Regions from separate parts of the Homo sapiens genome. Here region 1 is linked to region 2. The links are chromatin loops, found by intact Hi-C in ENCODE. Cell type or tissue: IMR-90. All regions are shown on one strand. Links, peaks and the distances in the headings refer to the core of each region. The heading gives the core; the rest is flanking DNA.

Region 1 (8,263 bases), core at 1,519-6,518, 600 kb before region 2:
GTAATAGTTTCCTTAATTGGGTCTGCTTTCAGTAACTGGAAGGCAGTCATTCATTTTTTCTTTTTTTTTTTAACTTTTATTTTAAGTTCAGTGGTACACGTGCAGGTTTGTTACATAGGTAAACATGTGTCATGGAGGTGTGTTGTACAGGTTATTTCATCACCCAGGTATTAAGCCTGGTATCCATTAGTTATTTTTCCTGATCCTCTCCTTCCTCCTCAACTCCACCCTCCAATAGGCCCTAGTGTGTGTTGCTCCCTTCTATGTGTCCATGTGTTCTCATCATTTAGCTCCCACTTATAAGTGAGAACATGCAGTACTTGGTTTTCTGGTCCTGTGTGAGTTTGCTAAGGATGATGGGCTCAAGCTCCATCCATGTCCCTGCAAAGACATGATCTCATTCTTTGTATGGCTGCATAGTATTCCATGATGTATATGTATCATATTTTCTTCATCCAGCCTATTCACAATAGCAAAGACATGGAATCAACCTAACACTGCATCAATGATAGACTGAAAGGCAGCATTTTAAAATGGCCCTTTGGCTATTTGTCAATCTGTGTGTGATATAATTACTCTTCTAATTGTTGGCAAGCAAGATAGAAATGCGCAAGTCTGTAAATTCATCATGTCACACTTTCCTATGTGTACATGAATGTTTGTAGCAAGTGTTTGAAACAAACTTTTTGGATTGCAACAAAGGTTGCTGGATTGTTGCCATTTTATTTTTTGCCCCTAGTCCTCCCTCTCACACTCCTCAGTTATTCTTTTAAACTATCGCTTATGTGATCTTTTGAAAACTTTAATGTAATCATGTTTTCCTCTGTTTTAAGCCTCTCACCATCCCACCTTCCTACAGGATAATAGACAAGCATATATGAAAGTTTATGATCAGTCACTACCTATGTATATACTATTTCTCAACATTGGTTGGTATCCTAACAGGTAAAGGACCAAAAATATCCAAGGTATTAGAGTATATTCATTTTCCCCTTTTGGTTCATATTTTACAGCATCCTTTGTCATGCTGTCAAATTCTATGAGCCAGGTGCAATATTTCAATCCCTCCTTCAATTCCTGCTGCAAATTTAGACCTAAGAGTAGGAAATGGGGAAGAGTATTTACTTTTGAAGTTTCAAAAGTGAAAGAAAGTTTGGTATAAACCAAGAAGTGATCAGTATGAAATTTCAAAGGACAAAAATGAAACCCTAGCAGCAGAATTTGGATAATATAACTCTATAATTTGTATTGAATTGTGCAGTATTTTCAGTGTAATGCAACACAATATCTCTTCTCACTGTGAGAAATAAAGAACTGTACTTAATAATGAGGAAGTAAATAAGGAAGTAATACTTGAACTTGCCAGATCCTTCTTAAATGCTCATGTAAACTGAGAAGATATTTGGAAGAGTCTATGAAAAGATAAAAACGCAAAATATTTTGAGATAGGGCACTGGGTTGTTTCAACAGCTTGTCTCATAAACAAGAGAATTTGTAAATAGCTGCTGCTATGGAGTTAACCTGGGTATATTGATTTTCTAAAAGACTTAAGCAACCTATGAAATTATAAACTTTTTTGAAAATGAGTAAGATGAAATAGCTTTAATAGTATACATGGGTTAACATGAATATTTCAGAATCTTCTTTGGAATTGTATCTTTGCTCCAAATGGGAAGGGGCAAAAAATACCATTTTAGAGCAAAACTGTCTCTTGGGTGGCTTGCCCATGTCCAGGTGTTTGCTGTGAAGAGACACAGTAGTTGGAATCCTCAGCCTACACCGTCACTCCCTGCAACTCTCACCACCTGGTTCACCATGGCTCACTCTAGGGGCCCTGAGTACACATGCTGAGTCAGGCAATGATGAAGCCACGAGGCCAGAAAAAGATTCTGACTATCTGGGAAATTACAGAGCCATTCATTTCTCCAGCACAATGTTTACCCATGTGTTGAGATTTCTTGGAAATAAAAAAAAAGACAATTGATGAAGGACTTGTCACTGGGCTTAGCCTTGCCGCTATGCTAAATTTAAACTCTCTTTGTCTTATAGTAGAGAAGTTTCCTTTGAAATATCGTTCATCTGTATGAATATCACATAATAGTGTTTATTTTTGCTTACTTTTTTCCATACGAGTAATACACAGACACAGCAAAATGAATTCCCAGATTGACCAATAAGAAGTGAGGCAGAAAGAAAGTCTTCCTTTATTAACTTCTGTACTCCTACTTCTCTCCTTGGAGGTAAGTATTATTAATAGATTGAATTTCATTTGTTCTAGAAATTTCTATATGTGTCTACATACACATACGCGTTTTTTGTGTTTTGTGTGTGTGTGTGTGTGTGTGTGTGTGTGTGTGTGTGTGTGTGTGTGTGGTGTTTTTTTTTTTTTTTTTTTGAGACAGAGTCTCACTCTGTCGCCCAGGCTGGAGTGCAGTGGCGCGATCTTGGCTCACTGCAATCTTTGCCTCCCAGGTTCATGCCATTCTCACCTCAGCCTCCCGAGTAGCTGAGACTACAGGCGCCCGCCACCACGCCTGGCTAATTTTTTATATTTTTTAGTAGAGACAGGGTTTCACCGTGTTAGCCAGGATGGTCTCGATCTCCTGACCTTGTGATCCACCCGCCTCGGCCTCCCAAAGTGCTGGGATTACAGGCATGAGCCACCACATCTGGCCACATACACGATTTTAAAACATACACACAAAAATTGAATCAAACTAAAACTTATTCCGTGATTTCATGTTTCACCTGAGGGTCATGGAGATTTTTTCCATAGGTGTATATGGAGTTCTGTCTCATTTATGTTAATGTCAGCACAGTATTCCATGAAAAGGAAATGTTCCGTAATTTATTTAGTTACACCTATGCTGCCCCACCCTCTGTCTCAGTTGATGGACTTTTACTTATATGTAGGCTTTTCTTATCATAAACATTGTGGCAAGGAATATTACTGTAAAGAGATCTGTGACATATATAAGAATATCTTTTGGGGATAGGATTGAAAAGGTAAACTTGCTGGATCAAAGCATATGTCCATTTAAAGTCATGACAGATCCTGTCAAATTGCCTTCAAAAGTCCTTCACTTGTTTACATTCCCATCAACAGCTAGTGCTCCCTTCTTACATACCTTCAGCAACATTTGAAATTAACACTCTTTCTATTTTTGCTAATCTGATGGATAAAAGATGATATTTCATTTTAATTCAAATTCCTTTCACAGTGAAGCAGTTGAATTTTTTAAATCGATACATAATATTTTACACATTTATGGGCTACTTTAAACAATGTTTATTGCTCCTTTAGGTTCTTTTGAATTTGCCTTCTAACTTTTGGTGTCTTGCATTATATGACAGTGTGCATGTTTTATGAAATCAAATCTGTTACACTTTTTACACATGACTTCTGTGCTTTGTTTCTCCAGTTCTTAAATGCCATTCACTATGACAACAACGAGAGAATAAAATGAAAGAGAAAGAGGGGGTTATTAAGCAGAAGGAATTGCTCCACGCTCACTGAAGGCCAGTGGCTTTCCAAAGAGCTGGGGAGATGCATTTTTCCATGGGGCCTTAACAGCCACTTGTATCTGTCACAGAGCAGGCCCAAGCCAGAGCATCTAGTTACACCCATTCAAATGCATCCCACATAACCTCATTAATATCTATTCTATTTTATCCCACTAGGGGGTAATGTTGGGCTAAAGACCATTCCTGGTGACTAAATTTGAAGCCAGCGTTCAACATGTTCTGATTGAAGTTTTATTTCTGTGGTCAAAACTAAAAGGATCCATTCCTCCCTTAATGCTAGAGACACTTAGGAAAAAAAAAAGAGAGAAGAGCTTTGAATTCAAGTGTAACTGAAATGATATTATCAAGAAGAGCTTGACAAAAGCTTCTGCTCCAGACAGCACTCAGCAGAGACAATGGATTATTCTATTACAGACACAGGAAGCCACGGACAAAAAGAGGAAAAGATTCAATGGAAGAGAGATGATGTCCTTCATGATGCAAACATCACCTAACATTAAATATTTCCACAGGATTTTATTTCTGCTTAAAATCTAATTTCCTCTTGGGTTCATGGCCTTAAGCTGGCAAAATCCCCTCCTAAAACACTGCCAACGTCATATTCCTGCAGTGCCAGTGTCTCATGGGTCACAGAGCCCTCCTCCATGGCCTGCCTAACTGGCACTCTTCCATCAGAGCGCCAGCCTGTGGGAACAGGTGACTCCCCAGTGGCCTCACTCACAAAGCTCATGGAGAAACACAATGGGTGGAGGCCATTTTTTTTTTCTCTGCCCCCTCTACAATCACGTACAAAAGCACCTTCTAGGATCACCCTTCAAACTTCCAAAGATCTCCCCCTCTCCAAGGGCACTCAGTGTCATGGTACACTTTTAATTTTCTCTGCAAAGGAGGCAAACTCAATTCCTCTTTTAACAGCTCCCTTAAAAATATTAAAGATCTGAATAAAGAAACTTAAAGGTCAAAATGATCCAAATTAAATGAGACAATTGTTTAAGGATTCAAGGGTGTTACTTTTTTTTCTTCTTTTCTTTTCTTTTTTTTTTTTGAGACAGAGCCTTGCTCTGCTGCCAGGCTGGAGTGCAGTGACATGATCTCAGCTCACTGCAATCTCCACCTCCCGGGTTCAATTAGTTCTCCTGCCTCAGCCTCCAGAGTAGCTGAGACTATAGGTGCGTGCCACCATGCCTGGCTAATTGTTTTTATTATTATTATTTTTAGTAGAGACTGGGTTTCACCGTGTTAGCCATGATGGTCTTGGTCTCCTGACCTCGTGATCCGCCCGCCTCGGCCTCCCAGAGTGCTGGGATTACAGGCATGAGCCACCGCACCCAGCCAAGGGCATTACTTTTAAAACAATACAGCCTGGACCTTGTCAGAAAGATGGAAGCAGGGTGGGCCTTCCAGTATTCCACTAAGAAGCTCACAGACAACACCACCAGCACACAAAGTAGGATAATTTTCTTTCCTAGATTTGGTGAGACAAAGAGGAAGAGAGAGAGAGAGAGAGAACTGTACACATGTGGGAGAAAGACATAAAGAGCTCACTAAGTAAAAGAGCTAGGCTGAATTTCAAGAACATCCAGAGTAAAGGAGGCCAGCCCCCTTAGAGATTTTCACATTCTGTTTCTTTTCTTTTCCTTTTTTTTAAGAGATGGGGTCGTGCTATGTTGTTCAGGATGGTCTTGAACTCTCAGTCTCCCAGGTAGCTTGGATTATAGGTGTGAGCCACAGCACCCAGCTACGCATTCCATATCTTTTTTTTTTTTTTTTTTAGACGGAGTTCCACTCTTGTTGCCCAGGCTGGAGTGTAGTGTCATGATTTTGGCTCACTGCGACCTCTGCCTCCCGGGTTCAGGCAATTCTTCTGCCTCAGTTTCCGAGTATCTGAGTTTACAGGTGTCCCCCACCACATTTTTTAGCAGAGATGGGGTTTCACCATGTTAGCCAGGCTGGTCTTGAACTCCTGACCTCAAGTGATCCACCTGCCTTGGCCTCCCAAATTGCTGAGATTACAGGCGTAAGCCACCGTGCCCAGCCTACACATTCTATTTCTGACTGTCACCTTTAGCTCTGACTGACCCCAAGGTATTGAGAGGAGCAACAGGGCCAAGCTACCTGAACCAGGCGTCAGCAGGTAACACAGTCACTTGTCTACACTTCCATGGATATTTTCTACGGTTTTCCTTCCCCATCTACAGACGGACAGTTTGGAAATGGGAAGACATACTATGCCCAGTTTAAAGTCTGTAATTTGAGAGCCTGGGGATGGGGTAGAAAGGGAAGAGTAGCAAAAGAGTCAGCAAAGCGGAGCACAGATCACTGGAGCCCTCTCCTGGGAATAAATGTTCCCTCCCCACACACATCTCTGTCCTTCCTAAATGGACTCCCATCTCTATCTTTTTCCCTCCCTCCTCACTAACTGCAGCTGCCAATTTGAAAGTCTTGTGAGTCAAAAAAAACAAGCCTGGAGATTTCTGTGAGCTCTCTGATTCCCAAGAAGAGGAAAGGAAGAAAATTAGTAAAATGGCTTAGTGAAGCTAAGCCTGTGGGCAGACTACCCTGAGTTACCTGTTCTTCACTCTGCCTGTATTTTTCAATATCTATTTATAATACTGCCTGAAATGCCACTAGGCAGAGCAATTTGGGTTTAGTACTGTCCTCAGACGTGGGCAGTTGGTGTCCTGCCTTGGGCCTCAGGCTTTAGTGGGCTCTGCCTTGTCCAGCCACTCTGACTATGCTGCCCCCACCACGCACTGCTCTGGAAGGACCAAGGAGACTGATGTCAGGGGGACTGTGCCAGTCACCTTGTCCAGACCACACTCTGGTAACCAGAATCCCATTACCCTGCCCAAACAGCTCTGAGTCCCTCCTAGGACCTGCCCAGTCTTCTCCTCATGCTCGTGAGAGCAGAGCCATGTACCTAGGCATGGCACCCTGGGCAGAAGGGTGCCTAGGAGTTCCCTGTTGGGAGGATTGTTTACAGACCCTCTATATATAAGCTGGGGTGTCACATCCACATGCACAACGCCATCCACAGTGAGATAAAAAATGGTGGGGGGTGGGCCTAGGGCCTCCATGTGTACTCTTCCCCGACCCAAACATGCTTTGGGTAGGCCAGCTTGGGTTAGCAATATTTCTTTTAAAAGGGACTACAATACTAACTCATTAGTATGAAATCAGTTTACAAACTCACCATTGGACTCTACCACTATACAAAATGTCAGCAAAAAAAGTCAAACTCTGTAAAATATTTGAAGAGGTTTATTCTGAGCCAAATATGAGTGAGCAATACCCATGACACAGCCCTCAGGAGTCCTGAGAACATGCGCCCAAGGGGGTCAGGCTACAGGTTGGTTTTATGTAATTTAGGAAGATATAAGCTATCAGTCAATACATGTTAAGATGTGTATTGGTTCAGTCTGGAAAGGTGGAACAACTGGAAGTGGTGGGTAGGAGGGTGCTTTCGGGTCATGGGTGGGTTCAAAGATTTTGCGATTGGCATTTGGTTATTATCTAAAGACTTGGAACCAATAAAAATGAACGTCCAGGTTGAGGTAAGGGATTGTGGAGACCAGGCTTTTATCATTCAGGTGAAGACTCCAGGTAGCAAGGCTTCAGGGAGAAAAGAATGTAAATGTTTCTTATCAGACTTAATTAATCTGTTCCATCAGTAATTCTGAAAGGGAGGAGGTATAATCAGGCATGTCCAACACCACCTTCCCATCAAGGCCTGAACTCGTTTTTCAGGTTAACTTTGGAATGCCCTTGGTTGAGATAAGGGATCCATTCAGATGGTTGGGGGACCTGGAATTTTATTTTTCATTTACAATAAGCAGGATCAAGAAGAGGTGGAGAAGACACTGAGTTATATGCCTGGGTCCTGTACCAATGCTGTGCACAACCAGATATCTAATCAATGACTCTAGCCTTGGGCTGACACCCTGAATGACGTTACTATTCACCTCATGACAAGCAGCCCAATCGCAAGCCTAATGCCGAAGACAGGCATGTCTGACAAGTTTCTTGTGTAAGCCAAGTCCTGGCTTGTGTGTTTTGTTGGTAAGGATTCTAACACATTTTCTGGAGTCACAAAAAAGGGGTGCCATGATCACTTAGCCAGAACCACAATTGGAGCCAGATAGAAAAATAGCCACACATGTGCCAGGTCTTTGCCACCCTTGGTCAAACAGAAGTATTTGAAACTTTCCTGTGGGTATTAGTCTTTAGACTCAATCCTTAGACTGGAAACATCCTAAAGAGGCTAAAATAAAGACTAGAATCCTAACTAAAATATCTGGGTTTTTATTTTCTGAAAACCAGAGTTACCTTCTTTCTGCTAAATCTAAGTCGAGCGGATGGTCCTTAGGAATATGCATAAAGGTGATTGCCATATTCTTCTCAACTTTTCCTCTTAAGTAATTTGTCAACTATTCATCAGTGCAGGAGCAAGAGGCTCAGAAGCCAAGCAAAATGGCTCTCAAAGAGGCGAAGATGCTGAACAGAGCTTTTGGTAGTCTCTTGATGTTAGAGAAATAAAAGTAGTGGTTTGAGAATGAAAAGAGAACAAGGATGTAAGAAGCCAAAATCCTGGAGAGAAAGTAAATATGGAGAAGTTAACTCTGAATGGGTACCCCTCAAGGCGTTTTCTGACTCTTAACATGCAAAGCAGCAGGTTAGGAAGCTGAGTCAAACTTCAGGTATTCTCTCTGAACAGGGAGATAAAAATTATTTCAAAGTC
Region 2 (8,263 bases), core at 1,533-6,532:
TGCCTATTTTCAACAGGGGCTGTATTATTTTACTTGTCTACCAGCAATGTACAAATGGTCCATTTCTCTAAATCTTTGCCAGTATTTGGTGGTGTCACTGTTTTTTATTTTAGCCATTCTGCTAAGTGTATAGTGATGTCTCATTGCGGCCTTAATTTGCATTTCCCTGGTGGCTAATGATGTTGAACATCTTTTTGTGTGCTTATGTGCCATCTGTATGTCATCTTCAGTGAAATGTCTGTTCAAGTCTTTTGCCCATATTCTAATTGGAATGTTTTCTTACTGCTGTGTTTTGAGAATTCTTTATATAGTCTAGATAGAAATCCTTGTTAGATATATGGTTTGCAAATATTTTCTCCCAACATGTGATTGTTCTTTCGTTCTCTTAAGAGAATCTGTCACAGAACAAAAGATTTTTCACAGAACAAAACTTACCAAATTTTCCTTGACTCGTTATGCTTTTGGTGTTGACTTTAAGAATTCTTTCCTAGCTCTAGCTCCCAAAGATTTTCTCTTACTTTTTTTCCTAAAATCTTTATAGTTTTACATTTTACATTTAAGTTTGTGATCCGTTTTGAGATACTTTCTGTATAAGGTGTGAGGTTTAGGTAAAGGTGGGTATTTTTGGTTTGGTTTTGTTTTATGTTTGTTTTGCCAATGAATGTTTAGTTGCTCTGGCCATTTGTTGAAAAGTCTGTCCTTCCTCCGTGAAATTGCTTTTGCAACTGTCAAAAATAAATTGAACATATTTGTATTAGGTGGATCTATCTCTGGGTTCTCTATTCTGTTTCATTGATCTAGTGTTTGTCTCTTCACTAGTACCCCACAGTCTTGATTACCATAACTATATACAGTAGTAAGTCTTGAAATCAGGTACACTGATGCCTTCTACTTTATTCTTTTTTTCAAAATTGCTTCCATTATATCAGTCTCTTTGCATTTTCACATACATTTTAGAATATTTGTCTTCATCTACAAATCTATTGCTGGGATTTTGGTAAGAACTGTTTTAAACTTGTGTATCAAGTTAAGGAAAAGTCACATCTTACTATGTTGTCTTCCAATCCATTAATGCAGTATGCCTCTCCATTTATTTAGATCTTCTTTGGTTTTTTTCATCAGAATTTTTTAGTTTTCAGCACATAAGTCCTGTATTTGTTTTGTTAGAGTTATACCTAAATATTTCATCTTTCAGTAAGTGTAAATGGTACTCTATTCTCAACTTTGGTGCTCACATATTTATTGCTAGGACATAGAAATATAAATTATATTTTGTATGCTAATCTTGTATCCTGTTATCTTGCTGGACTCACTAGTTTTAGGAGGTCCTTTTTTTTTAAAGATCTCTTGAGATTTTCCATTTACACAATCATGTCATTCATAAACAGGAACCAATCCTTTTTCATCTGTATACCTTTATTTTTATGTATTTTTTTGAGATGGCGTCTTGCTCTGTTGCCCAGGCTGGAGTGCAGTGGCACAATCTGGGCTGACTACAACTGCCGCCTCTTGGGTTAAAGCGATTCTCATGCCTCAGCCTCCTGAGTACCTGGGATTACAAGCGTGTGCCACCACATGTGGCTAATTTTTGTATTTTAGTAGAGACAGGATTTCACCATGTTGGCTAGGCTGGTCTCGAACTCCTAACCCCGAGTGATCCACTCACCTCGGCCTCTCAAAGTGCTGGGATTACAGGCGTAAGCCACCACACCTGGCCCATCTGTATACTTTTAATTTTATTTTCCTGCCTTATTGCCCTGGCTAGCACTTCCAACACTTTGTTGAATAACAGGAGTGAGAACAGACATCCTTGCTTTGTTCGTGGTATCAGGGAGAAAGCATTCAGTCTTTCAACAATAACTATTTTAATGATAGACTTTTTTTAGATGCTCTTCATCAATTTGAGGAAGTTTCTCTCCATTTCTAAAAATTAAGAATTTGAAGAGTAAAGAAGTTCGAATATTATAAATCTTATAGTTTATTATTTTTTACCTTAAGAAATTATAGAGCTTCTGTTCTTGCTAGTTAGTTATGTCTTCAGGACTTATGCAAAACAGGGTAACCCAGAGTGATAGACATCCTTTTTATTGATGTTTCATGATTTTAAATTTCATTCTCTTTTTTCTTTGCGTACTTGACTTTGCTTTTCTTTTTCTGACTTTTTTCTTTTAAAAAGTGCATCAGTAGACAATACTTCTGTGTTGTAATTGGTCAGTGGAAGACTTTTAATTCATACTTTAAAATAATGTATGCTTACAGGGAATATATATTTCAAAGAGCTATCTGAAAATTAGTTTCAATTGGAATTCAAACTAATCTTTATTTGATTTGTACTTGCCTCATTTTCACTTTAAATTTTTAATTACTTTTTAAATTTTTTGAATTTTTGAATTTTGAAATACTTTTCAGTTTTAATTTGAATGTGCAACTTTACTTTCTTCTGTAAAATTTAATATTGCCAGACCAACTCACTTGGATGTCTACTTTTATGAAATAATGCCAGCTTTTCCATTCTTCCTATACACATATAATTAGGTCTTTCAGTATTTTAGTCTTTTCAATATCCTAGTGTCCCTAAGGAAGGGAGTGATTGAAGTTTACCACTTCCTATGACGTTAATGCTGAACTTAAACATCTTCAAGGCAAGGTGTGAACACAGAACAAATATATCTTCAAGTTATGAGCAACAGCAACAACAAAAAAACTAATTCACACAGATTTACTCTATTGTAACCTACCACGTCACCCAGCAATATAAAATTGTTTTTGTCATTATATATACTTCTGTATCATCATTTAGACTCTAAGCACCATGAAGGCAGGTATCATTTCTTTTTCATTTACCTCATGTACATGAGGCACTCAATGAATATTTGTCGAATGACTAATTTCTGATGACTGTGTGGTATTCCGTTGTTTGGACACACCATTGTTTAGTTAAGCAGTCCCTTTCTTTTGGACATTTAGGCTGTTCCTAGTTTTTGCAATAATAAACATGTAACTAATCTTTCCAGCCCCTCCCACTTTGATGAGTCTTCTAATTTTAAATTGTGTCTACATTCGGCTTTTGGACATCTATATTTTTTGATCATTTATCGTGCTTTGTCATTTTAATTTCTCTACTCTCTGGTTGGTTGGATATTTATGTCAAGCTGCTTAACAAATGAGCATATGGCATTGCTTTACTGCTTTACTACAGTGTTGGGAAGTCAGAATAGTGTTAGATGATGAGCCCTTTAGAAGAATTTAGAAAGAAGTTGACTAGAAAAGATGTAAAAGTTGTGAAATATATAAGGCCAATTTAGGAGATCACAGAAAGATGGTTCCACATTGTGGAGCATCTGTAATGTTGCTCCTGCAGCGATTGGCTTTGCCCATACCACTGAAAGAAGCCTCATCCCATTCTCAAGTGCTTTCAGAACAGCTGAAAGTGTAATGGGATCCACACCGCATTCCTATCAGAAGGTCCAAAGAATCTCAGCACCATCATTTATATACCTTTGCTGAGTATCTGTTATGGTCCAGAAAGGTTCTCTATTGGGGACTGTGGAGAGGCACCTAGGTACCCAAAACACAGTGCTTGTCCTCAAGTAATGAAGGAATTTACACTGGGGATGGGGAAGTAAGACTGAAGCCCTATGGCATTATGGTCAGAGCTCATGCTCCAGAAATGGACACACTTGGATTGGAATCAGGCTTTTTCTTGGTTGTATGACTTTGAGCAAGTAATCTAATTTCCATAAAGCTCAGTTTATTCATCTAGAAAATGGAAATAATAGTGTCAAAGGTTATTTTGAAGAATACATGGAAAAATGCATTTAAGACTCTTAGAAAAAAGTTTGGCATGAGGTAGGTGTATATTTTTTCTTGAAAAAGAAAAACGGGCACAAAAGACAGTGTGGTATCATGTCAGAGATAACATAGGATTTGCGGTAACAGAGACTACTTAATGGCTAGTGAGAGTGAGGAGGATGTTATGGAAAAATGTAGAAAATCACTTGCATCTTAAAGAACAGTTAGGATTGCAGGTGGCTGAGGGAAAAGTAAGGAAGATATTCCAGAGGAAGAAACGGCATATGCATAGGCAAGGGGAAGAATGCAGGCTGTGTTCATGGACTGTAGGGAGACAAGATGGCAAGGGTGAAGGCGGACTGAGATGCGTGCGTGCCCCTGATGAGCTAATCATTTGACTCCTTAAATATTTGACATTTTCTAGTGGAAGAGTAAAGGAAAGAATGGTTTTCTATTAATAAAATAGGTATACCCAAATAGTTCTTTCTTTATTTTCAAAATAAGATGTCTGTTATATGCTGGGAATGCAACATGACATTTTAACCTATTTGGACTTGTCTTTCATTTTTTAAAAAGCACTCATAATTGGATATGATTAGTCATACGCACCACGGATAGAGGTCATTTCCGTGGATACCGGCACTTGATCTCTTTGCTCAGGGTATATTGTGTGCTTTTATGGGAATGGCTCTTGTTTACATTTTACCAATGAGTAAGGAGTTTGAGGGTAGAAACCTGAGTTAACCGGCGCTGTATTTCTAATTGATTAGTGGTGTTTCAGTGCCCCCTATGGGATGGTGCCAGGGCAGTTGTCTCATTGGATATCTGCATAATTAGACTCAGGATGAAGGAGAGGAATAGAACCTAGACCTCAAGAGGTGGTTAGGGCCAGATCCTGGGGAAACTTGACTGGCTGGGTAAAAAGGTACAGATTTTAAATTATTAAGCAAAGCGGTCTATAGAAAGGCTGTTAAACAAATGCCCAAGATGGAACTTAGGAACATTTTATTTGGTGGTGAAGTTCATGAGACAATGAAGACAGGAAGCTGATGTGGTGGTCACTTTAGAAATACAAGTGTGAAGTCCTAAGTGCTGGCCTTGGACAGGAGTAAAGTGAATGGGAGGAAACTGAGAACTGTAGGCAAGAGGAAGAAAGAACTGATGAACTGGACGACTGATTGCATACAGGAGGCTGGGAAGAGGGAGCATGCTGAGACAACAGAGATCTTGAGTCTCGTTGACCTTCCAGGTATGTCTGTCACCTACAGCCTATAACACTCATAATTTATGTCCTCTGACACATAAAATATAACAGGTTATTTTCTACCTCGTAGAAACCAAACCAAAGCTTAAATTTCACAAGCAAAACTTGTTTTTCACTCTATACAACATTAATTCTTTTATCTTCTTTTTCTCATTGAATAGCTCCAAAATAAAATTTTTTGGGTTGCCAAACTTATAAGAATTCCCTGTTTTTCAAAACTTTCTATTTTAAGACCCCTTCCTTGCAATAAAATATGGCTGATTGAAGAGGCATTACATAATAGGTAATTGCCTAAAACATCTGTAGACTTTTTTTTTTTTTGAGATTTAGATCACTTCTGTAATGTATGATAAAAATGAACTTAGACTTACTAATTTGGAACTTTTAATAATTTAGGCAGGAAGAAATTTCCATTGTAATTCTCCATAAAAAAGTTTTTCCTCCCTTTTCACCTTTTTTCAGTGGTGGAATGTTTAAAGTGGATTAAATATGAGAATGAATCATTAATTGCATTTTAGAAAAGTGCTTAGTATACTAAAAACACCTGTCCTCTGCATATACAGAAACTGCAGTGCACAAACAGGCAGAGAGGTTAGATGTATTTAGCCAAACCTGAAGCAATAGTAAAAATCATTAAGGCCATTAGTTCACCTGAACCACTCCTCAACCTCCCATAAAAACAAGAAAACGGCCGGGCGCGGTGGCTCACGCCTGTAATCCCAGCACTTTGGGAGGCCGAGGCGGGTGGATCATGAGGTCAGGAGATCGAGACCATCCTGGCTAACAAGGTGAAACCCCGTCTCTACTAAAAATACAAAAAATTAGCCGGGCGCGGTGGCGGGCGCCTGTAGTCCCAGCTACTCGGGAGGCTGAGGCAGGAGAATGGCGTGAACCCGGGAAGCGGAGCTTGCAGTGAGCCGAGATTGCGCCACTGCAGTCCGCAGTCCGGCCTGGGCGACAGAGGGAGACTCCGTCTCAAAAAAAAAAAAACAAAACAAGAAAACCTTGAGTAAAACCAATCAATGTCTTTTCTCTGTTTGGTAAAGTCATCAAAGTAAAGTTTTTTGGGTCTGTTTGTCATATATATATATATATATATGCACACTTTATATATATAACAAAATATATATTTGTCAGATATGTATAAATATATATGACATATATGTCATATATATAAATATATATGACATATGTGTATATATATATATATACACACACACTTTTTTTTTTTTTTCGAGACAGAGTCTAGCCCTGTCGCCCAGGCTAGAGTGCAAGCAGTGCAATCTTGGATCACTGCTACCTCCGCCTCCTGGGTTCAAGCAATTCTCCTGCCTCAGCCTCCCAAGTTAACCAGGATTACAGGCACTTGCCACCATGCCCAGCTACTTTTTGAATAGAGACGGGGTTTCACCATGTTGGCCAGGCTGGTCTTGAACTCCTGACCTCAAGTGATCTGCCTGCCTCGGCCTCCCAAGGTGCTGGGATTACAGGCTTGAGCCACTGCGGCTGGCCTCATGTATATTGTTTAATGGGATCATTATGTCATTCATTTCCCTTAATTCAAGTTAGAAATAGCTTGATATTTTTATCAAATGCACCCCGTTTCAAAATATTTTGGCATTTTTTTTGTTTTCACTGATCTTAAAGGATTTTTCCTAACATGAGCAGACCTTATGAAACTGTTGTAAGTATATGAACATACTCAACAAAATAAGTTCAAGTAGACATCTTAAAAACGTATTACTGGGCAACACTTATTGACTTATTTCTAGTTAGCAATGCACTTAAATAGTATTTCTTTAAATAAAACTTCTTGGTTCTAATTTTTAAATTGTTTAAACTGATCTACCCCGATGAAAAGAAGGAATTAAAAAGCAAATATGACTATACCAACAAATATACATATAGTTACATATTCACTTTCAATGAACGCTGACATTTAAAAAACACCATACGGCACAAACATAAATATGTGTGTGTGTATAGGTGTGCTTAACAGTGGTACAAATTTCCAGTCACCCCAGTCAAAACATCTGATTTAAATTTGTTCCTTCTGCTGAATGCCAGATATGCAGGTTAGGATCAAGTGAAATGAGCCCATTTCAATAAAGTCTAGAACTAACCAGTGCCCTCATATTTGTGGTACACATTAATTTTTTTAAGTGAAGCATAGTAGAGAATCAAGAATGACGTTTTTCTTTGTTCCTTCACTTTATGTTGTAGATTTGATGGTACTCTCATACATGTAAGGGTAAAATTACCTCTTTGCAATGGAAAACAAAATTTTTTGGATGTGGAAGCACCCAATAAAAGCAATGCCTATTTCCACACAGTCTAAGTTGAAAACAATTTCTCTGGATAACCAAAGTTGCTTAATTTTCTATACCATCCAGCCATTTGCTAAACCAGTGGTAAGCCCAGTCCTAGAATGTCTAATTAATGATATTATGAGAAGATACATTCTATCCCAAATGAGTTTAGCTTGAACTGATAAAATTCCTGTGAATCTAAGTACCTTCCCAGATTCTTATGAATCTAGGCAAGCATCTCAGATGTCAGCTCCTTAAGGACAGGGATTTTTGTCTCTTTATTCACTTCTGTATCTTTGACTCCTAGAATAGTTCCTGGTGCACAGCAGGTACTCTTTATGTATTTGTTGAATTAAATCAATGCAATTAAATCTTGTGCCTGGATTGCTCAGAATAGTTTCCTTGACTTAGGGAGAATTTAGTGAAGTGATGTTTAAAATATTATTATAGCATGTTACAGTTGAATGGAAGAACCAACTAATGTAATGATTCTTAAACATTGGTCAGCATGGTTAATGGAGGACAAAAAAAATTATAGGAAAAGATCTCTTGCTAAGAATAAGATTGCCCACAGACAAAGGCTGAGAGAGTGCATTCTCCACTGGACTGTAGTACAGACTAGGGAAAGTGGGTCAGGATCGGGAACATCTGTGAATGGGAGGGCAGCGGGAAAGCTTGTCCTATAGAAAATTAAAAAACAAAAAACAGAGACACTTCCTGTGCAGCACAAGGCCTGTGGGAGCCTGGGGCTTGTTGGTTCGTAAATTTGACCACTCTCTGCCTTCCTGGCAATTCCCATTTAGTAAACCAAAATTCTAGGGACCAAAATGCACATGACTTGTAACAATAGGCACAGGCTGATGTTTTGTCTCAGCATTAGGTGTTGTCAGATTTGAGC

Evidence for each region. Peaks named below come from ENCODE experiments on the same cell type or tissue, not always from the same donor. Only the 100,000 strongest peaks of a DNase experiment are listed, where the experiment ranks them.
Region 1: it touches region 2 in a loop (6-fold over the local background); 5 of 110 quality-filtered maps call a loop at or near these places.

The regions. Positions count from the first base shown.
Region 1 is chr4:140,605,633-140,613,895 of GRCh38, reverse strand. No RefSeq gene overlaps it. Among named protein-coding and RNA genes, the nearest start is that of UCP1, 41 kb to the right of the region's middle. In IMR-90, for the core only: a CTCF peak has its summit at 3,689 (motif pointing right); no DNase peak of the experiment used is centred there.
Region 2 is chr4:140,009,126-140,017,388 of GRCh38, reverse strand. The region is part of intron 1 of MAML3 (mastermind like transcriptional coactivator 3); the gene reads left to right. LOC124900783 (a long non-coding RNA gene) reads right to left here and starts at 5,754. Exons shown (of 3, transcript XR_007058278.1): 1 at 1-5,754. In IMR-90, for the core only: a CTCF peak has its summit at 4,570 (motif pointing left); a DNase peak (open chromatin) is centred at 4,488.